Regions from separate parts of the Mus musculus genome. Here region 1 is linked to region 2. Evidence: chromatin contacts called from ENCODE Hi-C or POLR2A ChIA-PET data. All regions are on one chromosome and are shown on one strand. Each heading gives the region's core, a stretch centred on a gene start or an enhancer-like site at or near the end of the contact. The rest is flanking DNA. Distances are from core to core; before and after follow the strand shown. Region 1 holds the start of Amacr (alpha-methylacyl-CoA racemase). Region 2 holds the start of Tars (threonyl-tRNA synthetase).

The links. Hi-C counts contacts between places; a loop is a spot of excess contacts on that map. ChIA-PET counts read pairs that join two places held with the same protein, here RNA polymerase II (POLR2A).
Region 1: POLR2A ChIA-PET joins it to region 2 with 17 read pairs in embryonic stem cell. The contact joins the promoter of Amacr here to the promoter of Tars in region 2. A Hi-C loop is called at or near these places in 1 of 37 maps with a recorded cell type or tissue (T-helper 2 cell). POLR2A ChIA-PET finds 5 or more read pairs at or near these places in 4 of 5 experiments (Patski and embryonic stem cell).

The regions. Positions count from the first base shown.
Region 1 is chr15:10,977,530-10,984,212 of GRCm38, forward strand. It overlaps Amacr (alpha-methylacyl-CoA racemase), which reads left to right and starts at 4,227. Exons shown (of 5, transcript NM_008537.4): 1 at 4,227-4,524; 2 at 5,821-5,964. The coding sequence starts at 4,281. Gm34315 (a long non-coding RNA gene) reads right to left here and starts at 4,104. Exons shown (of 3, transcript XR_383838.4): 1 at 4,023-4,104. C1qtnf3 (C1q and tumor necrosis factor related protein 3) reads left to right here. Exons shown (of 6, transcript NM_030888.4): 6 at 987-2,633. The coding sequence ends at 1,146. Gm52174 (a long non-coding RNA gene) reads right to left here and starts at 990. Exons shown (of 2, transcript XR_003951471.1): 1 at 159-990.
Region 2 is chr15:11,396,381-11,403,167 of GRCm38, forward strand. It overlaps Tars (threonyl-tRNA synthetase), which reads right to left and starts at 3,278. Exons shown (of 19, transcript NM_033074.3): 1 at 3,106-3,278; 2 at 801-881. The coding sequence starts at 3,159.

The DNA of each region.
Region 1 (6,683 bases), core at 2,977-5,476, 420 kb before region 2:
AGGTGGTATGTGTATACCAGGTGGTCTGTGTTACTATGCTCTTTCTCAATGTCTTCTAAGCGTGACATGATGTCTTAGTTACTGTTCTATTTCTGTGAAGAGACACCATGACCAGGACAACTTATACAACAAAGCATTTAGTTGGAGGCCTTCCATACCATTTCAAAGGCTAAGTCCATGAAGATCATGGTGGGGAGCGTGGCAGCAGGCAGACAAGCATGGCACTGAAGGAGTGGTTGAGAGCCAACATCATCCTGTCCACAAGTTTGCAGGAGGAGAGAGAATGAGACTGATATGGGCTTTAGAAACCTCAAAGCCATCCCTCCATTACACATCTCCAACAAGGCCGTATCTCTGAAGCAGTCAATCAACTGGGAGTAGGCATTCAAATATATGAACCTGTGGAGGCCATTCTCATCCAAGCTACCACACACCAGTCTTTCTCTTCCTAGCTCACAATGTTTAATTCCACATTGCCTCCAGTCTGGCTGTTAGCAAGTGTAATATATTTTCACTTTAGCTGTTGACAGTCTCTTTGTTGAATATCAGATTCCAGACTAACAAGAAGGAAATAAATCATTATAATGAAGACTCTATGTAAAGGGTCAAGGATAATATAGTAGAGCTTTCCTTCTTCCTCATCTAACAGTCCAGAGAGGCTTGGTAAGATAATCCTGTATATATGTTCCTAGTCTGAGCAGGGGTAAGAGAGCTCTCTGCTACATCTTTAAGAACCCAGATGTTTAGGAATGGCTTTCAAGGCCATCATAGTAATTGCTGTTGATCATCTAGAGGCAAGGGAAAGGAAAGAAGGAGGTAGGTTTTAATAGACAGTTCTAGAAGTGTTTCATGCTATTTCCACTTTCATGTCATTTAAGTAACACATAGCCTCAACTAAAGCATAGGTGAAGATATGGACAGAATATACTGAAGACCCGGGTTTACACTGCAAAGATTAACTAGTGTGTTCCTCTTTTTCTTCCCAGCTATGAAACAAAGGGAAAATCAGATACATCCAGCAACCATGCAGTGCTGAAGTTGGCCAAAGGAGATGAAGTCTGGCTAAGAATGGGCAACGGTGCCCTCCACGGGGACCACCAGCGCTTCTCCACCTTCGCAGGCTTTCTGCTCTTTGAAACTAAGTGACAAGGAAGACAGGATATCTCCACTTTGGGGGCAATTTATAGCTGAGCTAGGGTTGTTAGGATATGAAGGATGTTGAAGTCGGGGGTTCTTTATGGAGCATTTAAGTGTTGCATTGGTCACACTGCTACTCATTCTAATGGCATACCAATAATGTTGGATGCTTCAGGGGCTCACTGCTACTCATTCTAATGGCATACCAATAATGTTGGATGCTTCAGGGGCTCACTGCTACTCATTCTAATGGCATACCAATAATGTTGGATGCTTCAGGGGCTAAGAATAGACCACAAGGTAATCTTTCCAGATGACCTTGGGAAATACTCAGCATTTTCATCACTCTTCTCTACATGTCTAAAGGGATTGCCACCTGATACAGGCTGGAAAAAAAGCACTCACCTCAAAGGATGCATTTGCATAGAGTTTTGGTGCTCTGTTTAAATGTAATATTGGCTTTCGAGTCAACCAAGTTTTCAGCTCATTGTTCATAATATTTCAGAGACTAGCCTGATTATGATGGGGCAAAAATAAGCCCACTTACTAGACTCTACATAGGAAAAACACTTCTGAAGTCTAAACTGGGAAATAGCATTTGGTTTAGTGGGTTTTATTCTTATACTCATTAATAAAATACATTTAGTCATTTCAGGTAACCTTCAGATAGGGCAATTATTTACAATGCTCACAAATAATTGGCTCCTCTTTTAAAACAAACAAACAACCCCATGTAGATAATATTGAGTTCTACTGGCTTAGACTTGCAGATATAAACTTTTCTCCCATCTGGCTTGCCACATCTTCTCTTTGCCATTGCATTCCTGGGGCTGTGGTAGAGCTCTCTTGACTCTGTACAACAAGCTGAGGTAAGATGAGGCTGATATAGTACAGAAGTTATCACATTTTTTTTAATTTGGGAATTATACCCAAATTTTTATATACACCGTGTTATATTGAATGGTCTGTAAACTTAATTAAATACAGGCAGACAAATGGATGCAAAGTAAAGTGTATTCCATTTATGAGATCCATAACAACATGTCTTAAATGTTTTCAATAAAAATGATATTATTTTCTCTATTATCATACTTGACTAATGTTCACAAATCAACTTTAATATGCCACAGTGTTATAGAAGGTGCTAGATGGTTTTTGCCTAGCTTTCCCCATCCCAGAATCTATAAAGAAAAAGGATTAAATTTGCCACCAAAACACCATTATGCTACCTGCTATAAGTTGACACAGATAGTAACATAATTTGGGGGCTGGAGAAGCGGTTCTGCGGTTAAGAACACTGGCTGTTTCCCAGAGGACTGACTTTTGCTGCCCAGCGTTCACGTGTCACCTTACAGCCATCTTGCCCTCAGATACAACACCCTCTTCTGGCCTCTGCAGGCACCAGGCATGCCTACACTGCACAGACACACATGCAGGCAAAAAACTCGTACCAATTACAAAATAAAATTTAAAAATTTAAAGCTTCTTACTTATTTAATCTTTTTGCTTTAGGAGGTTTTTTGTTTGCGTCTATATATTTTGTTATTGTTGTTGTCATTGTTGTTGTTGCTATTGATTTGGAACAGGGTCTCATGTAGCCCAGGCTAGCTTTGAAATTGCTGTATAGCCAAGGATGACCTGGGATTCCTGATGGCTCTTCTTCCACCCTCCAAGGGCTGGGATAACAGTTGTGTGCCACATGCCAAAAATTCCAGGCTTTATTACAAATAATGCACCATGAATATCCCTCATTTTAAAAATATCTGGACACAATTGCCTATGCATAATTCATATGATTGTTCCCCTGATTAGCTTTTAGAAGAGAATTTTGGCCAGAGAAAAGATCTGCAGTGTTGAGATCTCCTATCACACAGTCTGCTTTGCGGGGGGCTTCTGGATAACTCACTACTCTGGGAGGATTTGTAAAACATTATGCTGGCTAAGACTTGTGATTCATGTGTACATGATCCTGTATGTAAGCTTAAGTCATTCAAGCCACATCTGTACCACTGTTTTTTTGTTTTTGTTTGTTTTTTTTTTTTCAGAAAAATAGAAAGGCAGCAACCCTGATAAAATGTTAATGTCTCCATGTGGAAGTCAGCCATACCTTTCCATGAGATTTTTCCATTCCAGTTTATCAAAATGCAAAGGAAATAATAGGACAGAACAAGGCTGGAGCAAGGGTAGGCACTTGAGACAGCATCAGACAAGCAGAGAGCATTAGGGACCATGTGGAAGTTGTCTGCCTTTACCACGAGGCTGCTCATTCTGAGAGAGCACAGACCCCTTTCCCTGAAATATCTTAAAACTCAGTAGCTGGTTAAAAGTGTTTTGGCTACAACTATGTAGCATTTCGCCTTTGCTTTTATTATCTTCCTCACTTGTTAAGAATGGGTATGGGAGATTTCTAGCATTCAAGTCTGGCTCTATTCAGTTTCCTAGAGCTGCATCTGGCTACCTGCAAGCTCCCCCCATTACTAAGGGAAAAAGGACCTGTAAATGAGGATGGAATATTTGTGATTATTTTGTTGCATTTTAAAGGCTGAAAAAAGTTTCTAACTCAAAATTGTAACTGTCCGTAAAACTGACAGCTGACAAACCAAACTGACTTCTAAAACTCTCCCATTTAACCTGAGATGAATAATTCTGATATCCCAGACTCTTCTAAATGCTGGGATTATCCGCGTGCACAACACCGGCGTTTTAAGCGGTGCTGGACTCCGCGCACGGATTTAGCAACTGGTCTACACCCCTGGCCCTATGGGCATCTAGGAGAGGTTTCAAACAGTTGCAGGATGACAACTAGTTTTCAGGGCGGCGAGGGAGACACCCAGTGGTTGCCTTCTTACATTGATCTAAGGAGTTGAGTGCCTTTAATCACTTACTGGGGGGTGAGGGTAGCGATTCAGGTGGCTCGATGAAAGTGTCCGAAGAGGACTCGCACAACATGGGGTCAAGGACACAACTCATGACCTAAACCAAAGTTGAGCAGCTAAACCAACTGATCCAATGCTAGGGTGGGCAGGAAGTGCGCAAGCGCGCAGCCTTCCCGGACGGGGCGGGGCGAGGCGGGGTGCAGGGGGCGGGGCAGATAAACTGTGGCTCGGGCGCCGAGCCGCTCCGCTCTCACCCTAAGGCTGGCCATGGTGCTGCGTGGCGTCAGGGTTGTGGAGCTGGCAGGCCTGGCCCCGGGGCCGTTCTGCGGAATGGTCCTGGCGGACTTCGGCGCCGAGGTGGTGCGCGTGAACCGGCTGGGCTCCACGGGCGAGAATTTTCTGGCCCGAGGCAAGCGCTCGCTAGCGCTGGACCTGAAGCGCTCTCAGGGAGTCACGGTGTTGCGGCGCATGTGCGCACGCGCGGACGTGTTGCTGGAGCCCTTCCGCTGCGGTGAGCCCTGCGGTGCTGCGAGATGACATTCCCTCCTGCCCGATTTCTCCCAGCTTCTCTGACTCCTTCTTAAGACTTTTAATTTGCTTGATTCCCCCCCCCCCAGATTTGCCTTTATTATTTGGAGGTATTGAACCGTACGAGAATCTAGTGCAAGAGATAGACTGAAAAGCTTCACATAGGAATAGAGTCATTGACCCTTTGATATGTGATATACCCATGCTCTAAAGCCATTCACAGACCATGGTTAACCTTTCTCTAATTGCTGGTATTTCCAAGTTCCAGCTTCAAGATCACCTCATTTACTTTGGGCCATATGAAAACATTGTTTTAGTGCTCTGTAGACAAACGACCAATTTGTTAACAGTATCAGTTTTGAGCACTTGCATGCTTGGTGGCATGCACCTCCATCCGACTGTACATTGGTATTTGCAACTGTCACAAACCCTGAACCAAATCTGAAGGCATTCCTTCTGTATTAGCTCAGAGAATCCATTCCAACCAGCCCCTTACTAATATTGCCTGGTAGATACCAGGACGACAGTAAATTTGACAATAAGTGGGACGGGAGTGGGTGTCTAGGCATATTTATATTTAACTCTTTTAGTTCTCACAAGCATATCTGAGGACAGTACTGTAACATTTAAGATTATGTCACAATGTAAAAATGCTCCAATTGAAGATGAGGGTGGGTCAGTGTGATTAGTTTCTTCAGTTGACTCTTAATTCTGACAACTTTCACCAAAATCACAACAAACACTGTTAGTATCACTTGCAAGAGTGTGTTTTTGGTTTGCCCCGTAAAAGGAATTATTCCCATCTTTGATTCGTGCTCTCTTTAAAAACAAAACTGATAGGTTAGGGTTATTTTTCTGCGTGTGAAACGAGCCAGTTCAAGCCAGATTAGATTATATTAAAGGCAGGTTTATTGGGAAGCTCCTCTCTAGCAGTTCACTGGCCCTAAGGACCAGGGAAGTGTCCATGGGGAAAGGAAGGATAGGGAAGGAGAGAGAAAGAAAGGTCATAGGGGGGGGGGGAGGAAGAGGAAGAGGAGGAATGGGGAGCTTAAAATGTCTGGATTGTATAGAGAAGAGCCTCTTGGGGAAGAGCAGCCCAGGTCTGGGATGGAAAGTTCAGGGTTGGGGGCTGGAGCATATGCCAGGAAGGAACTGAGGGGTGCTGCGAGGAGGACCTGGAGCCAGGTCTATTTTGATATGTGATATATGCACCTCAGTCCTTGTCCCAGGAGCAAACAAAAACAACAACCACAAAACAATTGATTGCTTTCCTCTAAAGGTGTCATGGAGAAACTCCAGCTTGGGCCAGAGACTCTACTGCAGGACAATCCAAAGCTCATCTATGCCAGGCTGAGCGGATTTGGCCAATCGGGAATTTTCTCCAAAGTAGCTGGCCATGACATCAACTATTTGGCTTTATCAGGTAGGTTTGAAAGGCTTTTCTAAAATAATTTGAACTGGCTCCAAAATCAGGAAGTACAGTTACATTGCTTAACAAGGGTTTTTTAAACATTTAATTATTTTTCATTATGTGTGTATGTGGTTATATGCATGTGAGTATGTATGCTGGTGAGAGGGTCCTGGATCACCTGGAGCAGGACCATGGTAGGTTGCAAACCCTTCTAGGTGGGTGCTGGGAATCGAACTTGGGTCCTCTGGAAGAACAGTACATATTCTCAACCACTGAGCTCTCTTTCTAGCCCCAGCCTTGATTAACACGAATTTAAAAATGTGAAGATGTTAATGCATCTGGCAGAGAGAACGTGGTTGTTAAAACGGGTTGATTTGCTAGAACTGCTGTCCTTAAGCTCTGTCCCCACCCTAACCCATTTGAGGGCTAATAATCAGTAGTAGCACTGGTTTCCTACAATTGGGAAGTCAGTTTTAAGGAAGCCCCGACTAGGAGTGAGAGGCAAGGTAATATGATGGCTGGTCACTCTACTTAGTGGGAAAGTTGATTCAGTTTGATTCTGACATTCCTTCACCACGAATCACTTGGAGCCATCATTCCAGACATCTGTGAACCCGGCTCAAAGCCCATGGTTTTCAGGTCTCGCTATCACTTCGTTAGAATCTGCATCCGTGAGGACGGGTTTTCAAATAGCCTGGCTCTATTATGTATAAGAACTGCATGTTACTGAT
Region 2 (6,787 bases), core at 2,028-4,527:
GTCTTTTGTGCTCCTACGACCCGGCAGCTCTCCATGGTCCCCAGTAAAACTGCAATGACTAAATGCAAAGAAGCAAAGCACAGCTCACGGCAGTTGAAACTCAAACCCAGCAGAACCAGGCGCACAACCACCTCCTCAGGCACCAGGAACAAAGTGCATTCTGGGATGGCTTCTAAACTACCAGTTCCCTGTGACATGGGCCGAGGAACTGAATAATTTTCTGGACACAAGTAAACCACCAGAAGGCAGAAGCAGATCCAAGCAATGACAGAGGAACCAAGGAACCGGATTCTGTTTGGTTCTGGTTGTACTTGTAGGAACCCAAGAAGGAGTCTCTAGCCCTTACCCCCCCACTTAAGGAAGCAGAAAGTCAGCACCCGGTCTTGACAGCTCTGCAACAACTGTAGCCCTTTCTCTATACTTTTCATCTTTCACGTTTCTGCCTATGTCCACCGTGAGATCATTTTACCATTATCCACACGTCCCTTTGCACTGGCGGGTACCTGCAAGTCCTTTTTCCTTCTCAGGCTCCTTTAAAAAAAAAAAAAAAACCCTCCTTTCCCTGGGTTTTCCAAGGAGTGCTACTTTACTGCCTTCAGTGACCATAGAGCCCTTGCACAGGGGACAGCAGGCCTAACATCTGGGCTCGACCTGCAGCGTGCAGACAGCAGAAAGAATGCCTGCAAAGAATGCCTGTGTGTGCAGCGCACATGCGCTCCTTCTGTAGGGCGCATCTGAGACAGTCCCCTGTTCCTCGGAAGCCCCCCAGACCCAAGCCTCCGTGACGGAGCTCGTATTACCTCTGCTCGACCTCCATCTCCACCTCCATCTTTGCTCTTCTTCTTGCCTCCTTCTTTCCGCTTCTCCTCGCTGGCATCCACCTGAAGAAGCAAAAGAGAACTCTCGCACTTCAGCCTAACTTGACACCTTCTCCAGAACTGCAGCTAAGAAAGCTATCATCTTAAAACAATGAAATAAAATGGACAACCTCATTTTGAAAGATTGGAAACTCCATCACTAGTAAAGTCAAGTTACACAACTTACAATTAAAACAATCTCTAAGAAAGGAAGAAAAGGCCACTTATCAATGCGCACTTCCTCAAATTTCATTTATAACTGTCCCTGTAACTTTCCCTTCAATAAGCTTACCTGGACCTGTATGCAAAGCAATAAAAAAATGTAACATGTTCAATAAGAGTTATTTCGAGGAGGGACAGGGAGCACTATCTCCCTCCCTCCCTCCCTCCCTCCCCACCAGCTCTCTGCAGGGAGACTAAAGCACACATGTGGACTGAGTGATCACTTGTTTATCACTTCAGATCTCCTAGGCTGTTTTCCCTCTTCACACTGAATGTAATTATGTTCTTCACAACAATGCTGTGAAGATTATGTGTGAAAGGAAAAAGGCCTTGCAGCCTGTGGGGCTGAGGACGGCTCTCGATGACAAGCGAAGTCTGGGGTCAGATCTGTACCTCGCCCAGGAAGCTGCCAGAAGTTTAAGGTACCTGATTATTACAGAGGAAATGACATCACACTTCACATTTCAAGTAATTTTACTCACAAAGTCCCACTCTGAAGTGTTACATGCCCACTCAGGGGATGATTATCTTAAGAAGCTTCCAGCCTCAGACGAATCTCAAGAACCCAGTCGGCCTCAGAAGTAACAGGGTGGGTTTAGCAGGATTAAAAGACAGCAGGAGGGGCTGGAGAGATGGCTCAGCAGGTAAGAGCACTGACTGCTCTTCCAAAGGTCCTGAGTTCAAATCCCAGCAACCACATGGTGGCTCACAACCATACGTAATGAGATCTGACTCCCTCTTCTGGAGTGTCTGAAGACAGCTACAGTGCACTTACATATGATAAATAAATAAATCTAAATAAAAAAAATATTTAAAAAAAGACAGCAGGGAAGGAGGCAAAGGGGTAACCAAGTTATAAAACCATAAAACACCTTAAAAACATAAGGAAATAGGAACAAAATCTATCCATGTATACCTGTCATTCATCGCCTTAAATCTGTAGCTTAAAGCGCATACACAAGCATTTTAGTGATTTGCCCTATCAGGATGGAAACTCCTCTTGATGAAGACCCTAGCAACCGTCAGCAATGGTTACCTAGACAATCTGTCATATGGCCTCACCCCTTTCCAATGTTCCTTAAACCCCCATGCCATGTCACTTTTTGACAATACAATACATACATAGCACCTCCCTACAAAACTCCTGCACGTAGAGAATACTGATAGCCTCAATCGCTGCACTTCCCTCCCGTCTCTCCCTGTACAGCCGGGGCACAATTCATCCCCTGAACCTGGACAGCCCTGCCCTGCCTGATTTACCTGACCTCATTTTTCCAAACCCAATAAAACAGTCTGACTGTGCTTCTCTATAACTCAACCAAGCTAATCAGAGAAGTACGATTTTCCAGTCCTGCACATTTGGGGAGCCCCCAAAGTCAGGAATCGATCTTAACTTGTGTAGCCACCTGGACTGCCTGACTAAGTGCCAGGGCAAATAAATACACAGGGGACACAGGCACAGTTGGCTGTAAAAGAGGGGTGGGGCAGAAAACACGCCAGTGTACAAATGCTGTTCCTAACCAGTGGGTGACAGCCCAAAGCAAAGTTTAAAGGGGATGTGTGTGAAGTTATTTAGGTCGCTTCCAGCACCTGGCAGACAGAGGCTTTAATTTCAAAACAGTCTGTCAATGGGGGCATCCAGCCTTATTTAGCACCCAATCTTGGGCAAACTGGATCTGATCGCGGGGACTGGCTTTTCCTTCCTAACTAGAGCTTTTTGCTCCACGCAGTTTAGGATTTTAAAAAGTTCTTCAAATGTTCTTCCCGCTTATTTTAGTGAAAAAATACAAGCGCGGGAGTCTAAGCCCCAAATGCTTACTATCTGAGCAAACCACTCAGTCTCAATTCACAGATCTCTAGGATGAAGATGCCCCCCCACCCCCCAGACCCTGCCAGCAAGAGTTCCTAACTTATTACCCAGGGCCCCCAATACCGACTGCTCCCTGCTACTTTCCACTCCTGCCCCGCCGGGCAGTGCCGGCTCCCAGAACACATCCGCTCTCTGCACCCCACGGCGCCTGCTCACCGGCTTCTCGCCGTCCATCTTCCCCGAAGGGCTGCTAGCCTTCTCCTGCGACATGGAAGGACCACAGAGAGACAAAACCCGTGAGCTGCACCGCAGAGAAGACCCCAAGCCGGCGGTGTAGACCTACAATTCCGCACTGCGCGTGCGCCACGTGGCCACAGGCGGAACCAGCTAACCAGCTGATGCAACGGGACTCCTGGCCCCGCCCTACCTGGACACGAGGCCAATGGGCTACGCGGAGAGGCGGGTCCTCCCTTTCCTTGGCCAATAGAATAGCCGAGAATGACGAACCCTTCAAGAAATCCCATTAGTTCCAGACTGTGTAGTGAGGCGCGCAAGCGCACTCTTCCCCTTCTGACTGTAGCTTGCATGGCCTTAGCGGCCACCGTAGTGAACTTGAGCTGCTTGGACTGAGTTTCCCGGAATTGCTGGATATGGTCTCTGGCGCTCTGGTTTATCTCAGATGCGCTCTACCTGGAACGTTGGCTGATAATCTGAAGCGATGACTCAGCCTTCCTCATGAGAATAGGACCGATTTGCTGTTTGAGGGACAAGCGCCATTGATCAAAGCTTTCTCAGTGTCTCACGGAGTTTTCCCATAGACGGCACAGAGATAAAATTAACTTTTTACTTGAAGGAATAAACTCCACACAAAAGTCATTGATATCACGGGAGCTCGAGATTAGATTTTTACTACTTAAGCAAAATGCTTAGCAGAAAGTTCTAGTTGGCCTGCTTATCCTAATAGCAGCTGCCAGTTTTTGGGTTGTTCTGTGTTTTTTCTTTGCTTCACTGTGCAGCCAGGGATAGCCTCGAACTTGCAATTTAGATCTGGCTAATCTGGGAGCCTTCTGCAATAGCCACCCAAATTAGAGGATTACAGGCGTTTGCAACCATGTCCACCCAATGTCCACACCACCACCAACCTACACACACACACACACACCAGCCGAGTAGAATTGAGACAGGGTCTCACTGTATGTATAGCCCGGCTGTCCTGGAACTCGCTGAGATCCACTTGAATGTGACAAATGCCTCCTGGGTGACTCTTCAAGGAGCAGGTTCCCATTTCCAAGGAACATATTGTCCAGGGAAACAATACATTTCACAACGGCCTCAAAAAACATGAACTATCTTGGAGTAACTCAAACAAGACAAGTGAAAGATTGTACAAGAAAAACTTTAAGACAATGAAGAAAGAAATTGAGAAAATTTCAGAAAACATAAAAATCCCCCCATGTTCATAGATAAATACAGTAAAAATGGCCATTCTACCATTCTACCACAGGCAATCTACAAAGTCAAAGCAATTGCCACCAAACTTCCAACACAATTCTTTACAGAACGTAGAATGTTAAGTTTTAGATACACACACACACACACACACACACACACACACCACAAAATCACGATGGCTAAAACAATCCTGAAAAAAAATGTTGAAGGTATCACTATCACCAACCTTGTTGTGGGTATAAGAGACTCCCAGGAATCAAAGGGAGGGACCTTAGATGAAATGCCCGACAGTAGGGAGAGGGAACTTATAGAGTCCACCTCCAGCAGGAAGACAAGTGAGGGATGGGGTTGCCATCCCATAGTCACATCTCTGACCCATAATTGTTCCTGTCTGAAAGAATAATAGGGATGGAAATGGACAGGAGCCTGAGGAAAAGAAGGTCCAGTGACAGGCCCAAAATAGGATCCAGCTCTAGGAGAGGTCCCAAGGCCTGACACCATTATTGAGGCTATGGAGAGCTCACAAATAATGATTGCACTCTGAAAGACCCAACAAGCAGCTGAAAGAAGTCAGGTACAGATATTTGCGCCCAACCAATGGACGAAGCTTTCCAGTTTTATGAGATCACATTTATCAATTGTTGATCTTAGAGCATGAGCCATTGGAATTCTGTTTAGCAAATTTCCCCCTGTGCCGATGAGTTCAAGGCTCTTTCCCACTTTCCCTTCTACTAGATTTAGTGTATTTGGTTTAATGTTCAGGTCCTTGATCCACTTGGACTTGAGCTTTGTACAAGGTGACAAATATGGGTCAATTTTTATTCTTCTACATACAGACAGCCAGTTAAACCAGCAAAATTTATTGAAGATGCTTTCTTTTTTCCATTGTATATTTTTGGCATCTTTGTCAAAGATCAAGTGATTGTAGTATGTCTTTTTATTTCTGGGTCTTCAATTCTATTCCATTGATCAACATGTTTGTCTCTGTATCAATACCATGCAGTTTTTATCACTATTGCTATGTAGTAAAGCTTGAGGTCAGGGATGCTGATTCCTCCAGAGGTTCTTTTATTGTTAAGAATTATTTCTCTGTTCTAGATTTTTTGCCTTTCCAGATGAAATTGAGAATTGTTCTTTCCATGTCTTTGAAGAATTGTATTGGGATTTTGATGGGGATTGCATTGAATCTATAGATTGCCTTTGGTAGGATGGCCATTTTTACTATGTTAATTCTGCCAATCCATGAGCATGGGAGATATCTCCATTTTCTGAGATCTTCTTCAATTAATAATGAGCAATGTTTGTTGATACCCATTATTTCATTGTAATAGTGTGAGGGGTTTTTTGTTGCTGTGTTTTGTTGTGGTTTGGTTTTGGTCTGTTTGTTGTTTGTTTGATTTTCTACCTTCTTTTGATATTTTGTTCTAAGATTACTTATACATTGAGTTTTCTTGGGTGTGTTTAACTCTTTAGGTTGGAGACTTCCTTCTAGAACTTTCTGTAGAACTGGATTTATAGATAGCTGTGATGGTTTATATATTTTATATTTAGGCCAGGGAGCAGCACTATTAGGAGGTGTGGCCTTGGTGAAGTAGGTGTTGCCTTGTTGGAGTAGGTGTGTCACTGTGGGTGTGGGCTTTAAGACCCTCATCCTAGCTGCCTGGAAGTCAGTATTCTGCTAGCAGCCTTCAGATGAAGATGTAGAATTCTCAGCTCTTCCTGCACCATGCCTGCCTGGATGCCACCATGTTCCCACCTTGATAATAATGGACTGAGCCTCTGAACCTATAAGCCAGTCCCAATTAAATGTAATCCTTATAAGAGTTGCCTTGCTCATCGAGTCTGTTCACAGTAGTAAAATCCTAACATGATAGCTTTTGCTTCAATTTGGTTTTATAATGGAAACTCTTATTGTCTGCATCTACTGTGACTGAAAGTATTGGTAGCTATAGTAGTCTGGACTGGCACGTGTGCTTCCCTAGAGTTTGTAGAACATCCATCCAGGCCATTCTGGCTTTTAGAGTCTCCAATGAGAAGTCAGATGTTATTCTAATAGGTCTGCCTTTATATGTTACTTGACCCTTTCTCCTTGCTGCTTCTGTGTGGAGAGCCGTGAGCAATCGCCATTACAAGATGGCGCCGGCTTCCGCTGTGCCTAACTGGTAAACAAGTAATGTGCACAGGTGCAAAAGTGAATTCGTGCCAAGTCACTGCCCATCCCAGGGCGTAGCAATGAGGCAATGGGCAAGCAACAAATCAGGTGCTGACACGACACTCCAAGGTGTATATAAGCAGCACCATTTTCCGGGGTTCGGAATCTTCCTCCTAATGAAGCAATAAAGCTTGCTGCAGAAGAATCCAGTTGTCCGAGTGTGTTCTTGCCGGCGAGGCACAAGCTCGGGACACTTCTGATATTTTTTCTTCATTCTGTATGCTTAGTGTTTTG